Regions from separate parts of the Homo sapiens genome. Here region 2 is linked to region 1. A link is an interaction called in ENCODE POLR2A ChIA-PET data of the cell type or tissue named here. Cell type or tissue: PC-9. All regions are shown on one strand. Each heading gives the region's core, and the rest is flanking DNA. Links, peaks and the distances in the headings are about the cores only.

Region 1 (5,388 bases), core at 295-5,294:
TGGTTCCCCCAGCTGCCAACACCATCTGTTCAGGTTGTCTAATCTGAGGAAGACTCCGGGACAAGAGCACATTCTGAAAGCAAGCTGGTTCTTCCGCGGTGCTTATCCACTTTATGAAGGAAGCTGCTCGTGTGTTTTAGTCAAACCTAAGAGTTCATGAAATGCAAGTGAAGTGCAAGGTGACATAATGTGCCATACAAGGAACGGGATGAGCCCAAGTGGATGCTGGTCAGAAACTGATGCTGTGTTCTGTAGATGGTGCTATGTGAAATTATGAAATTATCATTCACAAGTTCAAGTTCGTCATAGGAGACAGAACGGGGCGGGATAATAAGCTGTCCAGAGGAAGTCTGGAGGCTTGATCTGCTGAGATCTAATAAATTTTAGGAACCACTGAAGAAGGGCATCTTCAATTAGTCAAGACACTTGGAAAAGTCTCCAGAGTCAATTCAAGGCCACAAAGGGAAGTCTTCTGACTGAAGAGACTCCGTGGACATGAGACCATAGCTAGTCACATTTGTGTCCCTAGGAGGGTACTGTATAGCCAGTACATGACACTCTCCTTTCCATCACAGGCAGTGCAGCTACAAAGAGAACGACTTTAGATGGCGAGACTATGGCAAGGAAAGCTAATGACAGGACTCTTTCCGAATGTCTCTCACTGGGAGAAGCATTCCATCATACTTGGGAACTATAGTTTGGCATCCTCTCAAACCAGATCCTTCCCTAGGTCAGCAAAATATTTTTCCTCTCTTTTTTCAAAGTAATTTTATTTTATTTTTCTGATTTCCTGGGTATATTTGTTTGGTTTCTTTTAAAGTACTTCCCAATTAACAAAATGTACTCTACACATAGAGCCCAAGGGATCTATTCTTATGTCAATATGTCCACATAATTCACTCTTATTACCATTAATGGGAACTAAATATGCACATCAAAGGAAAAGATCCCTGCACAACCTAAATGAATAAGCTTCATTAATGCAATGTTATGGCTTATTTTTTCTGAGAAAATGCATTTAAACCTAAAGGTTAAAACAAATCTGCCAGCAGACAGAAGAGTCAAAGTCAACCCAAAGGGACTGAAAAGATGAAGTGTGTCAGGACTGCGAGACTACATTGGAGCTCGAGGTCCAAGGCTTCTGGGGGAAATGTGGGACCTTAAGTCAATTGCAAAATGCTCTGTGACCACAGGCAGTTGTCCATGGGTCCAAAAAGAGGTGGTAAGGAGCTGCACCTTGAAGACAGAGGTAGACACTTAACAAAATGCTTAATTTTTCTGCAATAAAAAGTAACAAAGCCCACAACATAAAATACATAAAATATATAAAACAAAGCCCACAATAAAAAATAAAAAGTAACAAATCCCACAATAACACAGTTATGGCACAATTTCTGTGCCATAACAGGGTACATGTGTTTTCTTTATGCCTGTGTAAAACATGGTCTTGTGCATACTTGTTCATTATTATTATTAAAATCCTGGTGCTATTGTGAATAGATGAAAATCAAATTTGGACTACATTTATTTGTATGTTCATAAAAATACAAGGTCAATGACACAGGAAGAAAACAAAAATATCACATTTGGGATGCCTTGCCTTCTTTCTGGATTGCCTGTTACTGCATACCTTGTCTGGCACTTTTTATTGGTGTTTTCTTAGACAATTGGTAAAAGCTGAGACATATTACTAGATAATGAGAAAAACTGGATTTTGGTTTCATGAATAAAAATGTCTATGCCTATTTGAAGAGTGAAGGCAATATAATCAAATCCTCACAGTGAAAAAGCAAGTCATGGTGCTTGCAGGTTTAATGCACCGGTTGAATTTAAGCCTGTGCAAAGTTAGCCTTGAAGACGAGCCAACCATGGGCTAAGAACCAGGTGAAAGTATTAACATGAGCCACTTGCTTTGTCTGTGCTCACTCTGGTTTTATCAATTTCAGTTGCAGTGATTCTGTTATTAGAATTCAATTCATGAAAAGGAACTTTTCATCCTCCATACTGCCTCCTTTACTAATGGAGAAAAGAAAAATAAAGAAAAACAAACCATATAGTTTATCTGTCAAATATATTCTAATTTCTGTAAACCTTGGTAATTCACAAGAAATAAAGAAAACACACGCAAGATAATTTGACAAAATCTCAGTACTCTTTATTGCCAAATCTTTCTTTCATGTGAGCATTTGCTCATGCCCAGTATCTCCATAATGATTGACTGACTTCTCCAAATAGTTAGATTTTGAAGATATCTTTACCATTTTTTTTTAAGTCTCCAGTTGAGTAATGAGCTTGGCTTGTTATGTGAGAACTCTGTTAAGGGAATCTCATCATAAAATTCCTGAAATGACTTTGAGAGGTAGCTGGCCGTGAACAAGGGCCATGAAGTACAGGCTTTCTTTCTGACTGTAACCCAAACAAACATTTGTGTTAACCTTTGCAGAAATACCTCTATTCACATATAAAATACAGGAGGAAGAGTGGAGTCAACAGGCTCATTGTTTCTTAAAGTGTGTCCATTGGAACACAAGTTCTGGAAGATCACTTTTGAAAAAAAATTTCTTAAATGAGGAAAGACCATTTGTTATATTGTCTTAATGATTCTTTTTCAATTAAAATATGTGAAATACCTTTAGTTTAAAAAGTTGTTTAGAATTTTAACTCATTTTTCTTTGCAGTCTCCATAGACGCTAAAAAAGCCTTTAACAAAATTCAACATCCATTCATGATTAAAACCACTCAAGGGAATAGTAACTGAGAGTTGTTTTCTTAGCAAGGATGTGCTTACCACACACATAAATAGATGTGTCTATCTATCTATGTGTGTATACGCGTATCTATCTATCTATATATATGCGTATACATATATATGCGTATACACACATACATATATATATCCCTAAATTTACCATGTTATTCCATAGAGAAACATTACAGATACTAAAGACATTTCCAGTAAGATAGGAAAAAGGCAAAGATTCTCACTGTCTGTGCAACCTGTGCATATTCTAACAGAGGTACTAGCTAATGCAATTGTATAAGAAAAATCAGCTAGAGACATGAGAATGGATTTTAAAAGTTCCTCTACTTGTAGATAATATGATAGTATACTTGTAAATCTCCAGAGAATGAATGATAAAATTAATTCAATGAAAGAATGCAGTGATGTAATAAGATATAAAACTAACACATAAATATCAACAGAGTTCATACATAAAAACAATAAGCAGTTAGAGAAATTTTCACTTACAATAGCATAAGAAATACTACTTAGAAATAAATGTGACAGAAAATGTGCAAAACTTCTATAAGGAAAATTTGGAACTTGTGAAAATTGTAAAAGTAGACATGACCAAATAAATGGAAAGTCAGTCTAGTTTTGGGGTCAGGAAGACTCAGCATTTTAAAGATGTATCTTCCCCCAGGTTGATTTACAAAATCAATGCAATCCCAATAAAAATGCCAATGAGCTACTTTATAGTATTAGACAACTTGATTATAAAGTTCATATGGAAAAACTAGCATGCAAATATACTTGGAAAAACACTAAAACCCAAAAAATCGAAGAAGGGGGAGTTGCTTTTACAGGTATTAAAACATGTAATATGTCCTGTATAATTAAAACAGCGTGAGGCTGAAACATGAATAGACAAGTAGACAAGTGGAAGAAAAACTGTGTAAAGTCTAAAATTAGACCCAAGTACATAAGGAAATGTAGTATATTACAAAGATGGCATCTCAAATCACTGAAATAATGGTGGACGTTTTAATAAGTTTGGCTAGGACAAATGAATAGCCATTTGGAAACAGGTAAAATTAGATTCATGTCTTGTATCTAAGAATATACTCTAAATTGATTAGAAATAAATATATTAAAGAAATCAAACAATTAGTAGAAGAAAATGTATAAATTCTCCCTAACATTGGTGTAGAGAAAAGCTTTCTAACTATGACTCAAACTTCGTAGGCAATAAAACAAAAGATTAATACATTTTACTAAATAAAAAATATACCTCTTCAAATTTTACATGATAAAATCTCCTCATAGCAAAATCAAAAGGCAATTGAAAACTAAGAGAAAATATTCTCAACAAATACCTCGGAAAAGTGGCTGATATCTCAAATATAGAAAAACATATTAAAATTCAGAGACAAAGGCAAAATATTATAGGTAAGTATGAAAAAGACATGAACAGACCTCTCAGATCTCCCTCTCTCTCTTGCTAGAGGCTTGCCAAATTTTATCTTTTCAAAAAGCTAGCTTTTCTTTCAATAATTTTTTCTCATTTTGTATTTTACTAAAATAAAATATTAATTTTAATAAATGAAAATAAAATACACAATGAGAAAAAATCATTTGTTAGTTCATTCTGTATTTTATTAATTTCCATTCTCTCTTAATTCCTTATTGCTACCATTTCTCCTATTTTGGTTTTGATTTGATCTTCTTTTTATCTTCTTAGGATGGAAGTTTAGATAACTGCTTTTGAATCTTCCTTCCCTTCTTATGTAATCATTTAAAGCTAAAAAATTTCCTCCTAAGCATTGCTTCAGCTGCATCCCAGGGGTTTTGGTATGTTGTGATTTTCATTTTTTCCCATCCCCTTAATTTTAGTAAATTTTATTTTTGGAACAGTGCTAGAAATACATGAATATTGAAAAGATACTAGAGAGAGTTCCCATACACCACACAACAAGTTCCTTTATCAACACCTGTAATATTGTGTGTGGTGCACTTGTTACAATGATGATCCAATGTTGATTCATCATTATTAACTATGCCCATAGTTCTTCAAATTGTCTTATTTTACCTCATGTATTTTTCTGTTCTAGGATCCCATCCAGGATCCCATGTTACATTTAGTCACCATGTCTCCTTAGTCTCCTCTTGGCTTTTGGAGTTTCTCAGTCCTTGTTTTTGATGACTCTGGACAGTTTTGAGGACAACTGCTCAGGTCTTTCGGAGAAGGCCTCTCTATGGAACTGCTCATGATTAGAGTGGGCTTATGGCTTTTCAGAATGAAAATCACAAAGATAAAGTGTCATTTCTATCACATTATATCCCGGGTGCATACTGTCAACATTACTTCTTTCTGCAGATGGTGACCTTGATCACCTGGTTAAGGGAGTCTTGGTCAGGTTTCTCCACCATAAATTTGCTCCTTTCCTCTGGTCCTGTACAATCAGAAGGACGTCACTGTTTGCATACTACACTTAGCGAGTGGGGAGTTATGCTCCCTCTCCTTGAGAGTGAAGCATCTGCATACATTATTTGGAGTTCTTCTGCATGGGAGATTTGTCTATTCTCTCTATTTCTTTATCCAGTCAGTCATTTGTATCAGCATAGAAAAATTGGTATGTATTTTAAATTTGGGTTATAATCTGACA
Region 2 (5,388 bases), core at 117-5,116, 310 kb after region 1:
TGTATATGTGGCTTAGTATCACCAGTGCACTCTTCCTCTGCATCAGTGTCCCTCAGCTGCTTTCATTATCACCTTCTTAAGGAGCCTTTTAAGACATTTTTTCTTAACCCTCCTCATGAAATTTTAATATCATAGATATATGGTATATCTGTGTGTGTGCTATGGTCACTTGAAGGCCCACAAACTACTGCACAATCTAAGGGTTTTCTTGCCAGCCAAGCATCAACTTTTGCCTCCTGGGGATAATAGCACACCTTTGAAGAATGCATGATCTACATAATCAATGATTTCTCCATTCTGTGTTTAGGAAAGGTGCATGGGGATCAACTATATCTTTTGAAATTCTGTCTTCTATTTCCAACTGAATAGTTCTTAATATACAATCATCCTGATCTTAAAATTTGGTGAGATGTGTGTGTACTTTCCTATGGATAGAAATGTCAACATCTTCCCTTGGAGGATGGAAGAGTTTCGAAATGTATTACTGGCTGAGCGTATCTTCCCTGTCTCTGACTTTGGTTGGGGATTGAACAAAAGAGATAAGAAGGAGAGGAACAGGCAAGTATGTTGTTGAGCCTATACCAAGTGACAAGTACCATATTAGTCACTTTGCATCATGAATCAGAAAAGAAAATTCACTATGTAATACCATGATAAAGAATATTTAAATATCTTAGGTGTTAAGAATTAATAAATAAAATACATATTAATTTTTTAATGCCAAGCCTCACAGTATCTCACCACCCCTCAACAAGGGAGGCTTCCTGGCCTTTTTGCAGAAGGAAGCAGACCCCACTTAGTTTGTTTCCATGAAGCAGTCAGCCCGGCCAGGAACAGAGTATATTCCCTGCCGATGCACACTTGTGTCTGTCCTCGGTTGATGCCTCTGCTCTCTGTGTTTGTGACTGAAGTTTGAGCGTGGGCCAGATGCCAGGCCAGCAGATGGCCGAAACGATAAGCATATGTCCAGTAGCAGGTATGTGCAGCTCATTTGATCATTAATCAAAAACTGTCCCTTGCAGGTCACAGGCGTGATTCTTACAGCTTATCCTCACGTGAGGGGTAAGGGCTGTGCCATCTTAACCTGTGCTGAGCACTGGCTTAACCCTGCAAAGGTTCAGAACAAAAACTCCTTCCAGCTGCAACTCTTGTGGCTCTGACAGATCGAGGTTGGATGAAGGGGCTCATCATGGTTTCCCTTCCTGAGAGCACTCTTCCAGCAAAAGTCTGTGGATAGCAGTGGATTCCGTGATCTACCCTATCTCCTGGCAATTGCTGCTACTCTCCATGGTGAAAGACCCATAGGCTGTGCAGGGTGGTAACCGCCCACACGTGTGTTCCTTTAAGAAACCTAGGGGCCCTCCTGGGATGCTGCAGCCCAATCGCATGAGGCTGGCCTGTCATTACAGGTTCTCACCATCTGCAGTTTGTGTGTTTGGAATCTTCTCTCACTATGAGACATAAACCGGCCAAAATGGCAGATTCACTTCTCATATTGGTACTGCTCATTCCAGATGCATTTAAACTCTTTTAAGTTGATTCAGACAAGAATGACCAGGTCCCCACCCACGAGACCCCTGTAGCACTAGGCCTTCCTCATTCACTGATGAAAGCAAACCCAACCAATAAGGCAGCCCCCATCCTGATGCTTGGTCAAGAGAAAGAAGACAGGAACCTGGAATGACAGCTCACAGACCCTCCCACAGGCTGCAATGACCTTCAGCAATGTTGGAACCCGCTTTCTATTTCCAGCACCAACCACAGAGCTGCACATCTGGGAGCTGTTCAATAAACACTTGCTGAGTAAATGAATGAAGGAAACTCTCACAACCTCCCGGTGCTTTCCACGGTGAGGTGAGGTCTGACAGTTTCTACTTTTTAAATTATTATTATTATACTTTAAGTTCTGGGGTACATGTGCAGAACATGCAGTTTTGTTAGACAGGTATACATGTGCCATGGTGGTGTGCTGCACCCATCAACCCATCATCTACATTAGGTATTTATCCTAATGATCTCCCTCCCCTAGCCCCCCAACCCCTGAGAGGCCCCAGTGTGTGATGTTCCCCTACTTGTGTCCATGTGTTCTCACTGTTCAACTCCCACTTATGAGTGACAACATGCAGTGTTTGGTTTTCTGTTCCTCTGTTAGTTTGCTGAGAATGATGGTTTCCACCTTCACCCATGTCCCTACAAAGGACATGAACTCATCCTTTTTAATGGCTGCATAGTATTCCATGGTGTATATGTGCCACACTTTCTTTATCCAGTCTACCATTGATAGGCATTTGGATTGGTTCCAAGTCTTTGGTATTGTGAATAGTGCTGCAATAAACATATGTGTGCACGTCTCTTTATAGTAGAATGATTTGTAATCCTTTGGGTATATACCCAGTGATGGGACTGCTGGGTCAAATGGTGGTTCTGGTTCTAGATCCTTGAGAAACATTTGCTAAGAGTGATGGCTAGGGTCTAAGACATATACTCCCACTGGATTCTCAGAGCAGTTATGAGAGGAAGCCGGGCATACGTTACACCCCAGTAATATGAGATGATGGTGACTTGTCGTATTTTACCCATTTGTTTACTCAGCAACTATTTGTTAAACATCATGTGTCAAGCTGTGCTTAAAGAGCAAGGAATATATAGAGAGAAACCAGACAGGCAAGATACTTGTTCTCATTTGAGTCACCAGGTCCAGGTCCACAGTGCCACAGAAAGGAGGCTGGCAAGTATGTGGAGGCCTGAGAGGGCCTTGTTTTCCACAGTTAGAAGAGTGGGCTCCCTACTAATTAAACAGGAGGAAAAGGCATAAAGTAGTCATATTTGCAGTTCAGAATGTCACTCCAGCATCACTGGGGAGAATGTACTGAGACTGGGAACATTCTGAGGCCAGAGGCAAGGACAAAAGTGCAGGAGTATTGGATAATTGTAAGCAAATGTCTAGTGGAAAGAATCTGTAATAGGATATTCAGCAATCCTTACAAGAAATCTTTGCAAAATAGTAAGGAGGCCAAGCGCAGTGTCTCATGCCTGTAATCCCAACTCTGGGAGGCTGAGGTTGGAGGATTGTTTGATCCCAGGAGTTTGAGACCAGACTTGGCAACATGGCAAGGCCCCATCTCTACTAAAAATACAAAAAGTTCGCTGGACATGGTAGCATGCACCTGTAGTCCCAGCACTCAGAGAGGCTGAGGCAGGAGGATCATCTGAGCCTGGGAAGTTGAGGCTGCAGTGAGCTGTGGTGGTGTCACTGCACTCCAGCCTGAGCGACAGAAAAAATAATAATAATGATAATATAATTAAGGAAAAGGGGGGAAGGGATGAAAGGGGTGGCATAGACAATTCTTGTTAAGTTATTGAATGTAGATCTTGGAGGAAAGAAAAAATTAGGGGGAGATTCTGCTGATGGAATCCGCTGACTGGAAGGACACCTTCAGGAACAGCTCCGCTTCCACCCCACCCCCATCTTCACATGCACTTGATCCAACCAGGGGCCCTTCCCCGGCTGGGTCTTTTAGCTTCCCACTCACTTTCCAGGATTAGAAAGTTCAACCCAAGTGTCTTAGGTTTTGTATCTGTCTCAGTGCATTTTCCCTCCATTCACTCTGGCTTGACCTCAAGGGGAGAAGAGGGAAAGGTCCTTCGTGCTGCAGTTCAACCTCCCTAAACCCCTGTGAGGCTTCCTACTCTTCATACCCCAGAGCTTCCCCTGGAGGCTGAGGTGAGGGAGGCCGTGTGAAAAGGAATGAAAGGGAACCTGAAAACATATTTCCACTTAGCTGATGCTGGGCCTCCCTCTCTCATTGGCCAAGGCCCCGAGTCATGGCAGCCATTCAAGGCTGGCTTCTACATTGCGTGCAGTTGAGGGTCCTTCTGACTCCTCACCCGGGAGCTCCCCGTCTCCACAATCCGCTGGCAGGGTCAAGGCACTTCCAGCTCTCTTGCCTTTCCCAGCCCTCAGCTCCTGCCCTGTGGTCTCCCTGCAGGTCCTTTTTGCTGCAGTCCTTTTGCTCCAGAAACCCTCCCTCCTGACTCAGGTCTTTCTGAGATGGATGGGCTCTACTCTCTTCCCTGGCCTTCACTACCCACAGAAAAACTCATGGTCCATGGTCCTTTCTAAACTCATGGTCCTTTCAAACAGCTTGGCCACCTGTTGACCTCTGCCTCTTCTCCATGCTACAGGTATCCTTCTACCTTCAGGACAGGGACAGGCACAGGCACTGGTCCCTAGGACCACTGCACTAGAGGACACAGTTCCACATCTGCTGAGACCAGTCTCAGGCCTCAGTTCAGCAGGAGCACTGAGCAGGCCTGCAGTCCACTGAGTTCAGCAAGCGACTGGCCAGCAACCACAGTGATGCTGCGCTTCTCACAAGCACTGAGCAGGCCTGCAGTCCACTGAGCTCAGCAAGCGACTGGCCAGCAACCACAGTGATGCTGCGCTTCTCACAAACCCCCAGATCTCTCCCTGGGATTCTCACAGGCCTAAGATCTCACTCACACGTGGGAGCAGAGAAGTGCCCAGCGAGTTTCACTTTACAAAATCACATAAATAAGTTTCTATCCCACAAAATACATGTTGAGTGTTTTCTTAGACAAGCTCTTTGAGGTGGGGACCATAACAACAATTTACTTATCTTTTTGCAAGTGCTGCATGCCTGAGTTTTGTATTTCTCTGCATAATATGGGGAGGGAGCACTCATTATCTTCAGTTGGAGACTTCAAATTCAGAAAAAAAAAAAACAGGAAAAGCAGCATTGAGCATCCTCCTGCAGAAATGTCAAGGTCATGTGATTTGGAGAATCTCTCAAATATAGCTCATTATTGGAATGCATAAAATATAAAGCCACAACATCCATTTTCTCAGATTTCATTTTTATAGCTGGGGTCAGTCAGCTTTTTCTAAAAACATCCAAAAAGTAAATGTTTTCAGTTTCAGTTTTGCAGGCTACGCAGTCTCCCGTGGTGCGTCGCATTAGGCCCTAGGCCATAGTTTGCTGACTCTGGATTTATATAGCATTGAAACCAAACTGTCATGGTTAACAGAGTACACATCTGTGAAACAAGACTTAGCAGCAATTATACAGTATATAAGACATGCCTTTCAAAATGTAAGTTATCGAGTAGGATTTTGAAGCATGGGTTCTCATTTGGAGGTACAGAGATTGCCTGAATCCCTCAAAATTGTAAGCAAAACTGTGTGTAACTGTATTTTTCTAGGGACTCAATCATAATAGCCAGGAGGTTCCCAAAGGGTTAAAAAAAAAAGATTAGAAACACTGCTTTAAAAGTAAATATCAATATCAAAATGGACAATGTAACATTTTCTTTCTTATAACAATAGTTGCAGTACTCTAAAAAACTCTAATCTAGAAAAGCATGTGT

The links. ChIA-PET counts read pairs that join two places held together with the same protein. Peaks named below come from ENCODE experiments on the same cell type or tissue, not always from the same donor. Only the 100,000 strongest peaks of a DNase experiment are listed, where the experiment ranks them.
Region 2: POLR2A ChIA-PET joins it to region 1 with 5 read pairs; 1 of 35 experiments calls an interaction of 5 or more read pairs at or near these places.

Annotation. Positions count from the first base shown.
Region 1 is chr13:109,334,601-109,339,988 of GRCh38, forward strand. No RefSeq gene overlaps it. Among named protein-coding and RNA genes, the nearest start is that of LINC00370, 55 kb to the left of the region's middle. In PC-9, for the core only: no CTCF peak of the experiment used is centred there; a DNase peak (open chromatin) is centred at 2,381; H3K27ac peaks cover 1,612 bases.
Region 2 is chr13:109,641,648-109,647,035 of GRCh38, forward strand. No RefSeq gene overlaps it. Among named protein-coding and RNA genes, the nearest start is that of LINC00676, 84 kb to the right of the region's middle. In PC-9, for the core only: no CTCF peak of the experiment used is centred there; a DNase peak (open chromatin) is centred at 2,604; H3K27ac peaks cover 3,194 bases.